2 separate regions of the Mus musculus genome follow, and region 1 is linked to region 2. Evidence: chromatin loops called from intact Hi-C (ENCODE). Cell type or tissue: left cerebral cortex. All regions are shown on one strand. Links, peaks and the distances in the headings refer to the core of each region. The heading gives the core; the rest is flanking DNA.

Region 1 (5,376 bases), core at 244-5,243, 51 kb before region 2:
TGTCTGGGTAAGTGACACGGCACACGGGACTAGATAAATAATTCAATTTAGCCCCAGCCAGACACTCTGAAGAAGAGGAAACAGCAGATTAACATGACCCCGAGAATGCTTCTTCACCCTGGGTAGCAACTGCTAATGTGCCTGGCTTCCAAGGGCAGCAGAGCCTGCTGCAGGCTCCACCCTCCCCCTCTGGGAGACCGCAGGGTGGTGTTCCAGGCTTTAATTCTTGGTCTGTAAATTGTAGCTGTGAGTAGTGGTGGGAGGGGGGAGCCACCCTGTGTTACCACTGGCTGCTGAGAAGCCCACTCAGGAGTGGTCTTAAGGGACAGACACCGCCCATTCCTGACTCCTGGGCCAGGGAGCCCTAACCCACCTTGAAAGCCAGGATGTGGATCTGGGGATGTGCTTCAGATAGCAGAATGTTTGTGTAGTGTGCACACAGCTCTGGGTTCATCCCCAGCACTACATAAAATGGGGGTAGTGGCACATGCCTGTAGTCTCAACACTTGGGAGGTAGAGGCAGGAAGATCAGGAAATCAGGGTTATCCTTGGCTATATATGAAATCCAGGTCTAGCCTGGGATACTCGAGTCCTTGTTTAAAAAAAAAAATACTGCTTATGTTGGCACATGCCTTTAATTCCAGCACTCAGGTGTCAAAGGCAGGTGGATTTCTATGAGTTGCAGGACAGCCTGGTCTATACAAAGAGTTCTAGGCCAACCAGAGCTAAATAATGAAGCCCTGTCTCAAAAATAAATACTCTAAATAAGTAAATTTATTAAAAATTAAAAACATAAAACAAGCAAACAAGTCAAATAAACAAATGAAAGCCAGGCAGGTCAGGAGCCAAGACACCTTTTACAGAGGTCCCTACCAGGACTTGCATGGGTTCTAAAAACAATAAAACCCAGAGGAAAGTTCATTTCAGCATGCTATGAAAGCCACAGATGGATAGCAATGTCTTCAGCGGCACTCTTTTGGAATGTCATTACAACCCCACATCAAGGGGGGTGGGGAGACAGAGGCGAGGTGGGCATTCAAGTGTCAATAGCCAAACACCTGTGAGGTCTGTGGGGTGGGAGGGGTAGCCACCGCAGCCCCCTAATCCTGGAATATGTCACACTGAGCGTTACTGGGCCAGCCCAGGGTGGAGAGGGTCCACTGGCGGCCATGTTGGGTGAGCCACCGCTGCACTCCGGATGCAGAACAGAGAGCCTGAGAGTCAAAACCGGAACGTCTGTAGGAAAGTGGGCCAGCTACGGACTGGGAGAATTGGCAAGCGGAGCCTGATTGTTAGGGGCTGTGAGTCAGCCTGAGGAGACAATAGGAGCGGAATTCAGAAAAGGGTTTGGCCTGGGATATATATTTGGAAGTTACTCTCTGCCAAATGATGCTTAAAGCCAGGATGCTGGAGGAGGTGATCACGGTGGGCACAGTAGGTAGAGACAAGGTCTCCAAGACTTTGCCTTGGAGAGGAACAGGGGTGGGCAAGGACGGAGCACTAGTTGATGCCGAGGTGGGAGATAGGCCCCTCCCCCTTTATCTTTATTTTTGATACAGAATCTCATTCTGTAGTACAAGCAGGCATGGAAGTCACTATTAGGGCAGGTCTAACTCAAGATCTTCTTGGGTTAGTCTCCCATCCACGACAGAGTTGAAGGTGAAATCTTTTCTTTTTAAAACCTACTTATTTACTTGTTTGTGTGTGTCTGTGTGTGAGTAGGTGGGTGTATACATATGGAGGTCAGAGAACAGCTTGTGGAGCCGGGTCTCTCCATCCACTACACGGGTTCCAGGGATTGAACTGAGACCATCAGGCTTGGCCGCAAGCCCCTTTATCCAGTGAGCCACCTTGCTGACCCAAGATGAACTCTAGTATGTTAAAGAGACAGAGGGAAGGTGAAGTCCAGTGACTGACTGTGGAACTTAAGGATATGGAGAGAGATCCCTTTGATGGCATATTTGGACTAGTGAGGGGTGGGGATGGGGGTCTATGGGAATAAATATGAGACAGGAAGGGAGAAGGGCTTGAAGGAGGCGCAAAGGATCTCCTCCTCCCAGAAGTCTTGTCACAGAGGGGAGAGGAAAGAAGGAAGGTAACTGAGAGCATAAGGTCAGAGGAACTTTTCCCTTCAGAAAGGAAAATCAGAGGCTTTCTGCGTGCTGACGGAAACGATCAGAGAGACAGGGGAGCGTGGTTAGGAGAGGGTGAGCGCTGGTTGGCATGGAGCCCTGGAGAGGCAGGTGGGGTTGGCATCTGGTGCACAGCCGGGTGGAGTGGCACATGCCTGCAATCCCAGAAGGTAGAGGTAAGGAGGAAACTCAGGAGTTCATGGTTAACCTTGGCTTCATAGCAGTTTCAAGGCTAGCCTGAGCTGCGTAAGATCGTGCCTGAACACAGCAGAAGAAAGAAAGAAAGAAAGAAAGAAAGAAAGAAAGAAAGAAAGAAAGAAAGAAAGAAAGAAAGAAGAAACAGGCCTCCCTGCTGGGGGACAAGGGTGGGTGCCGCCTCAGTGGGAGGAAAGGCAGAGCGGATGGGCACAGATGCCGGTGGGTGGGGAGCCGCAGAGCCAGCACAACGTCTGTGCCAAGGGCTTCTATTTTCTTAGCAAAATCGGAAGAGGTTGTCAGCTGAGAGTGAGGTGGAGGAGGAGGTGTGAAGCAGTCGTCTAGGAGAGCGGGTGTGAATAGACTTGAGGGATGGAGCACAGCGGCCGGGCAGTCGTGGTCCTTGGAGTGGGACTGGGGGCTGAGCCTGCAGCTCAAGGGCATGGAGGAGCGAGCATGCCGAGGTTTGGAGTCCTCTAGCTCCACAAAATAGTGAGTGGAGGCTGGTCAGTGAGTGAAGGCTTGTCTTCAGTTCTGGTTGCCTGTGGGACCCGTGTGGGCATAGAGGACTGCATTGATTAGGGCTGTGCCTTTGCCAGATGACAGCACTATAGCAGGATCGATAGATAGGTAATGTTAGGACACAGCCTCCAGGCTGGGACAGGATCGGAGTGGGACACTGGGCAGATGAGAGTCACAGATGTTTGCTCAAATCAGTGGATTTCAGGGTGAAGTGTTGAGTTGGGGAACCAGAGGAGGGTAGGCGGCAGAGAATGGCAGGGCAGTGTCTGAAGTTGAGAGGTGGAAGGCTCACAATGACACACACATAACCATTCCTTGGGAGCCTGGCTATAGGAAGGGAGGCTGAGCTGTTGTAAAGAGTGAAAAGGAGACCAAGGGTGGGGGGTGGGGGGGGGTGGCAGGGATCGAGCTGTTTGTGTACTTGAATGCTGGAATCAAAAATTAAAGGTATGGGGGTACATGTCTTTCATCCTAGCACTCAGCAGTCAGAGGCAGGGGGATCAAACCTCTTTACCATTTTACCAACGAGCTGTTTTATAGCCCCTGCCCCTGCCATCGCTATTTTTTTTTAAATTAATTGTGTATGTGTATGAGTGCAGGTGCTCATGTGTAGGTAGGGAGGTCACAGGACAATTTTCTGAAGATGCTATTCTCACCTTCACCTTGTGTTTGAGGCACAGTCTGTCTTGTTCCCATTGCTAACATGAAGCTGGTGGGCTTGGTTAGAGACTGAGGAATTTCCGGTTTCCGCCTCTCATCTCACCGTGGAATGCTGGGATACAGACGGGCTGTGCGCGCCCCAATGTCATCGGGCTTTTCACATGACCTCCGGGACTAAACATGTGTTGTCATATCAGCAAATGCTTTTATCAGCTGATCCTTCTCGCTGGCCTGTTACTGGTCTCTAAGAAGGAGGATAAACAGGAAGTAATGTAAGAAAACACAGCGAGCTGGACTTGGTGGCATCTGCTGTCATCGCAGCTCTGGGGACGCTGAGGCAGGAGGCTCTCGGGCAAGCTTGGATTTTATAGAGACTATTTTCAAATTAAAAAAAAAAAGACAAAGGCACAAATTTCACAACATACTGGCACCTCTGTGTGTGTGGAGGGGGGGGGGGTGGGAGAACTCGTAATTGAACTTTCCCATGCCTAGATCTGAGGGGCACATGGATTATTCCAGAGAGCCGTTTCCTGTCAGAGCAGAAAATGACGATGACCATCAGAAATAGGGCTGAGAATATGGGAGTGGGGTTCACCTGAGATTCAGAGAGCCACGAGAAAAGGGGCGATGGGAAATGCAGTCTGAGAAGGACAGGGAGTCCCTGGGCTGATAAAGGGCAGGTGTTTGAGTCCCAGGTAAGTATTCATAGAACCAGGACAAAGCTAGAGGAACAGAGGTACGGGACTGGCACTTCATGCCGGTTGAAGGTGGTGTGGGATCTGAAACAGATCTTGCTAAAAGCAGATGTGGCTCTGGCTCCTCCAGATAGAGAATTTATTTATTTGGGGAGATGGAATGAACCCAGAGTCCTACCATTCAGTGCTTCACAGAGCTGATCCTAATACTAGACCACAAATACCACAGTGAGAGAGAAATATCCAGAAGTAGACTTGTACACACAGTACCACATTTGTTTATCTGCATATAGTAAAAGTTTGCCATCAAAATATAGAGATTAAAGAGTGCAGTTTGGGTCTGAGGGACACAATGGGTTAAATGATTAAATAAATCTAGGTTTTCAAAACCTGGTGCAGGTGGATTTAAAAGCTAGCGTTCAGCTGGAGATGCAGCTCAGCTGGTAGAACCCTTGACCTGCACACATAAGCCTTGGGCTGGATTCTCATCACTAAGTAAAATAGGGCGTGGTGCACAGCTGTAATCCCAGTACTCAGGAGGTCGAGGCAGGATCATCAGGAATTCAAGGACATCCTTAACAGCCTAGCAAGTGTGAGGTCAGCCTGGATTATATGAGAGTCTGCTCAAAATCAAAACCAAAAGCTGGAGAGATGTCCCAGCATCCAGAGCGCTTGCTCTTTCAGAGGACCAATATTGAATTCCCAGCATTCATACCCAGTGGCTCACAATGCCAGCTTGCAACTCCAGCTCCAGGGGACCTACCTGGTGCCCTCTTCTGGCTTCTGTGAGCACCCTGCATGCACATGGTGCACATACCTGCAGCTGGCAAAACACTCACACATATAAATAAAAATTTACAAAAATGTGGCACCGCCCTAGAGTCACTCACATGCAGCCCATTGACTCTGAGCAGAAAGTGCTAAACTGCTAAATCAGGGATTGACTGCCAACAAACGATGTCGGGGCTAGTTTCTCAGCTTGAAGCACAATCCATCAGCTCTCTTCCACCACATGAGCTCCGTACCAGTCACCAGCCTCCATTTATGAATCGAAACTATCAATCTTCTTAAAGAAAATTCTAAGAACACAAACTATAACAATTGATAGCTTGGATTTTGTCAATATTAAGACCTGGGCTAGTGCGGAGACTCAGACACCGGCATCAAACCTG
Region 2 (5,376 bases), core at 206-5,205:
AGTTCAAGGCCAGCCTAGTCTACAGAGCAAGTTCCATGACAGCCAGAGTTCCATGGAACCCCGTCTCAGAAACAAAACAAAACGACAAAAAAAGTAGCCCTGTGAACTGCCTAGTTAGGGAGCCCCTTTATCTAATTGCCCCACCCAATTCAGTCTCGGCCATCTGAACCCAGCATCTGGCCCAGGAGAACTTTCTTGAAGCACAGACTGCTTTGTCAAAAGCCTTGGGTCACTCGCTGTTGCCTGCAGGAAACTGAAGCCATTGTTGTAGCCTTGACATTGGCTTCGCTTGCTCTCCAGCAAGTGCCCTGAGCTGGGCTCTGCATGTTGGCCTCCTTTCCCAGTGCTCCTCTCCCTCCTCTTCTTCTCTAGGCTCCAAACTGCAGTAGACACCATGGCACACAAGGCAACGGTGTTCCTGAAACTCTGAGCCCTCAGCACAAGGTGTAAGGAACAACTGATGAAACGCCCTTGTGCTGAGCACAGCGTGCCTGGGATGATGTCATCGCTGGGGAGCCTGAGGTAGAAAGACTTGGAATTCCAGGCCAGTATGGCCTACCTACACGTACAGAGAGTTCAAAGTCAACCTAGCTGAAGAACAAGACCCCGTCAAAAATAGAAAAAAAAAAGTTCTATATAATTCTAGAGTCAAGTGACCAAAGGGACTCCGGTGGCAGACAAGGCATGGGAGCAGGGACCTGGAAGGGACTCTACAGGACCTGGGTCTTCTCCTTACTCCCATCCCCAAGCCCTTCTCAAGGTTTCTGTTCCTCCTCTTCCCAGGTGGAAGCCGCTGTTGGGCTTTGTTGCTGTTGTCCAGAAGGCCGTGTGCTTTACTAATGCTGTCAGTAATGCCGTGAGTGTCTGCACTCTGCCCAGAAGAAAACATCTGCTCGGATGAATCAGAGGAAAGCTTTGCTACAGGATAGATGTGGTGGTGTGAGCACTTAATCCCAGCACTCAGGATGGGTGTGGTGGTGTGAGCATTTAATCCTAGCACTCAGGAAGCAGAGGCAGGTGGATCTCTGTGAGATTGAGGCCAGCCTGGTCTACAGAGTGAGTTCCAGGACAGTGGGCTACATAGTGAGACTCTCCTGGGGGGGGGAGAGAGAGAGAGAGGGAGGGGGAGGGGGAGGGGAGGGGGGAGGGGGAGGGAGAGGGAGAGGGAGAGGGAGAGGGAGAGGGAAAGGGAGAGGGAAAGGAGAGAAGAGAAAAGAAGAGCTTTGCTGACTGTAAGGAGAGTTATTGCCCAGCAGGGCCTGGCAATGATGGCCTTGATGTGAGTGCAAACTGAGGTTGAAGAAGTTCTGGCTGAGAAGCAGGGATATGGCTCAGCGGGTCCTCAGCATGAAGCCCAGGGCTGCATTCCCAGCACCTCATAAACTAGGCAGCGGTTCAGGTCTGTAATCCTGATACTCTGGAGATGGATGCAAGAGGACAGGAAGGTCAAGGTTATCCTGGGCTACTTAAGGTAGTCTGAGGTCATCTTGGGCTACATGAAACCTTGTTAAAAAAAAAAAGAAAAAGAGAGAGAAAGAAAGAAAGGAAGGAAGGAAGGAAGGAAGGAAGGAAGGAAGGAAAGAAGGAAGGAAGGGAGAAGCTTTCAATTAAATTTAACACAAGTGTGCCCTGTGACTCTGACTGTTCTGGCCCCAAACCATACTAAAAAGCCATCATGGAGGATCAAATGAGGACTAAATCACATGATTTTTTGAGAATAGACAAGGAGATGGAGGCAAAGATGTCAGCCCAGTCTTAGAATGTAGGAAGGGGACACAGTAGTGACTACTATAGCAGCACAGGATGGAGCAGAGGCCTGTGTCCTGCAGTGGGGTTTGTGGAAGACTCAGGCCAAGCTGCTAGGGTGACGGAGAACAGGATACAAATGAGAGGACTGGTGGAGGCTGGGAAGGCCACGTGCAAGTACCAGGGGGGCAGTGCTGGACACACAATTCCCTGCTCCCCAGGGAACTTGGATGGGCACACCAGGTGCTATGTAGTGAGGGTAGGGGTGAGGGTGAGTGTGGGCAGGAGGGTAGAAGTGTGGGTGGTGTGGTAGATAGCAGTAGAGATACTGAAGGCTCAGCTTCCAGCCCCTCTTCCTCACCCTGCTCCTAGGCAACTGGGCCCATGCCTCCTCCTTTCCAGGCTCATGCCTCCTCCAGGCTGCAGACCCAAGAGCTCTTTTCTGTAGAACCAAGCAAGCTCCAGGAAAGACCTATGGGAACAGATACTTGAAATCCCCAAAGGAAAAGCCAACTGAGGATCAACGCCCTTGCCGGAAGTCCCCATCAGATAAGCTCCACCCAGGCATGTTAGGCGTCATCTCTTCCCCACATAGTCCTATAATGTGGCCAGTGCTGGAATCCCCGGACAATTCAGGAATGCCTCAGTCATGAGTGTCAGGGGCATGCCCGGGGGGGGGGGGGGTGGAACAGGGGAGGCAGCCTCGGAAGAACTCGTCAATTCTGGAAGAAAACTTTAACATTAAACAATCAGACATTTCAAAGCTCATTATCACAAAACAGCAGGGATAAAGAATAGACCCTGGTTAACACAGTGAGTTCCAGGATGGCCACCTGGTGGATAGAGTGCTGAGGTCCCTAGAATCCACATGAAGACAGACATGCATCTTTCTGATCCCAAAACTATGGCGAGACGGGAAACAGAACGTCCTGGAAGCCAACCTGGTGTACTCAACGGTGAAGAAGAGATCTTGTCTCAAACGACATGAGGTGAGAACCGGCACGTGTAACTGTCCTCTAACTGAATGTGAGCTTTGTGGCTCACACACCTGCACCCCAAATTCAAAGGCATGGACAGGAAGGAAGCAACGCGAAGAAGACAAAGGAAGAAGGAAACAAAGGAGATACAGCTCAGTGGTTAGAACACTGTACACTCTTCCTGAGGACCCAGATCCAGTTCCCAGAACCCACAAGGCAGCTTAACAGCAGTTAAGAAGTGTAGTAGTAGTCCTAGAGGATGAGGGCCCTTGTTTGTTCCACAGGATCCTACATACATAGGAGGCACATAGCCTCACGTGCACACACATAGCCTCACGTGCACACACATAGCCTCACGTGCACACACATAGCCTCACGTGCACACACATAGCCTCACGTGCACACACACATAGCTTCACGTGCACACACATACACTCATATGCACACACGTACACTCACATGGACACACATACACACAAATAAAAGATAAACAAACAAACAAGTAAATAGATTTTTTTTTTAAAGGAAGATAAAAAGAGCCAGGCCTAGTGGCACATACGTGTAATCCCTGCACTTAGGAGGCTGGGGCAGGAGGATTACAAAGAGTTCAAGGCCAGGACTACAAAGCAAGACTGTCTCAAAAACTCAAAAAACAACCAAAACGATATTACCTACCAGTAACATCAACACATCTAAACGCTAAAGAAAAACATATACAGCCAGGCAGTGGTGGCGCACGCCTTTAATCACAGCACTTGGGAGGCAGAGGCAGGCAGATTTCTGAGTTCGAGGCCAGCCTGGTTTACAAAGTGAGTTCCAGGGCTATACAGAGAAACCCTGTCTCGAAAAAACAAAAACAAACAAAACATATACAAAGTAAAACAAAAAATGTTTTACACAACCACGATGGTGTTAACAGAAAACTGATATTACTAGGGGCATAGCTTAGTGACATAATACTAGACTGGCACACACAAGTCCCTGGGCTTAGTCACCGTGTCAGCCCTGCCAACAACATAATATTGGCTTCACCAAAGACCGAAGGAAGGCTGGCGAAAAAGAAACGGATCTCACAGATTGGGGCTGCAACTGTAACTTGATGGTTAGGCTGATTCGGTCCTGGGTTCAACGCCCAGCAGGAAAATAAAACTTAAAAGCAGAATAAATGGACGAACATTCTCATCTCCTATAAACTATCAGGCCAACAAACTAGCAGTGCACGCACAAGCAGCATTCTAAAGCCAGGCGTCGGTGCACCTCTGATCCCAGCATTCTGAGGTGGAGGTGAGAGAATCTCTGGAATTTGAGGTCAGCCTGGTCTACAAGTTTTTAGGACCACAAAGGGAGAGCCTTGGTGCTGTGTTGTTTTGTTTTGTTTTTGAGCACAGAGTTTAGAAATGAGAAGAGGCTGAAGTGGAGGGAAACAGTTGAGATGGTTGAGAGAACTGACTTCAGTATCTCTGGGGAACAGAGGGAGGACAAAATTGGGGGACAGGGAACAGCAGTCAGTTCCATCGTGTTCTGTTTAGTGATGTTCAACTTTCTATGTTTTGTGCAAGTATTCAATATTTTCTCATATATATATATATATATATATATATATATACACATATATATACACATATACATACATATACATACATACACACACACACACACACACACACACACACACACACATATATAAACTTTCTTCCTTCACTCCCTGCCACCCAGTGGTCAAGATTAAGCCCGGCCTTGGGTACACTAAGGAAACACTCTACCACAGAGGTAGCCTACAATGTCAGTTGTATACTAAAAATTAATATAAGTAAGGCCTGGGGGTGGAGCTTGGGGGTTGAATACTTGTCCTGGGTTCAATTCCCATCCTCCCCCTCACTCTAGTGAATTTCCTGTGGGGAAAAGAAAAGGAGCAAGAAGCGATGGTTGTGAATGAATTATCTCTAGTTTGGTTTTCTGCTGCTGACCTCATCGGTAGGAAGGCGTGTTCCCTGGAGAAGCCACGCCCACCTGAGGACTTTCGCAGGCAGATTGATGGGTTAGACCTGTGTGAGTGGGAAGAGCTGGAAAGTCACACAAGAGGAGCCAACTTTATCTTGTGCTATCTGAAGTCCTAGCAGCCCTTTACTGCCCCTATCTCCATCTAACCTAATATCCTTTTGACTATCCAGTAAAAATGTTTGGAATGTTTTCTGAGCAGACCAGTAGCTTCAAGATAACATCTGTGGCCAGATGTGGTGTCTCATGCCTGTAACCCCAGCCCTTGAGAGGCTGAGTCAGGCTTGTCAGTTGAAGGCCAGCCTGGCCTACAGAGTGAGACCCTGCCTCAAAAAGACAAAACAACAACAAAAAAAATGTAGCATCTGCAAGCCATGTCCTGACCCCCATGTCCCCATCAAGATATTTAATAAACGCTTCTGTGTACAGCCTTCTTTTGTTCTGTGATGTAAAAGTCCCTGTAATTACTTCTGAGGTTGCCTGTGTTGTTCAGAGAAACCCGGGTCTTCATTCAGGGGCCATAGACACTCAGTTTTGGCTCTCATATTCCCTTTGGGGGTGAGAACTGTTTTACGTCAACATCTCTGTCTCTGTTTATTTTCTTTCTTTCAAAGCCTAAATCTTGACTGGAAAATGTGGTAACATTGCCAGATAA

Evidence for each region. Peaks named below come from ENCODE experiments on the same cell type or tissue, not always from the same donor. Only the 100,000 strongest peaks of a DNase experiment are listed, where the experiment ranks them.
Region 1: it touches region 2 in a loop (2.1-fold over the local background); 4 of 42 quality-filtered maps call a loop at or near these places.

The regions. Positions count from the first base shown.
Region 1 is chr11:51,896,278-51,901,653 of GRCm38, forward strand. Gm39822 (a long non-coding RNA gene) reads left to right here and starts at 1,035. Exons shown (of 3, transcript XR_879835.2): 1 at 1,035-1,434. In left cerebral cortex, for the core only: a CTCF peak has its summit at 2,504; DNase peaks (open chromatin) are centred at 1,298, 2,245 and 2,587; H3K4me3 peaks cover 356 bases; H3K27ac peaks cover 1,436 bases.
Region 2 is chr11:51,947,338-51,952,713 of GRCm38, forward strand. No RefSeq gene overlaps it. Among named protein-coding and RNA genes, the nearest start is that of Gm26061, 14 kb to the right of the region's middle. In left cerebral cortex, for the core only: a CTCF peak has its summit at 2,583 (motif pointing left); no DNase peak of the experiment used is centred there.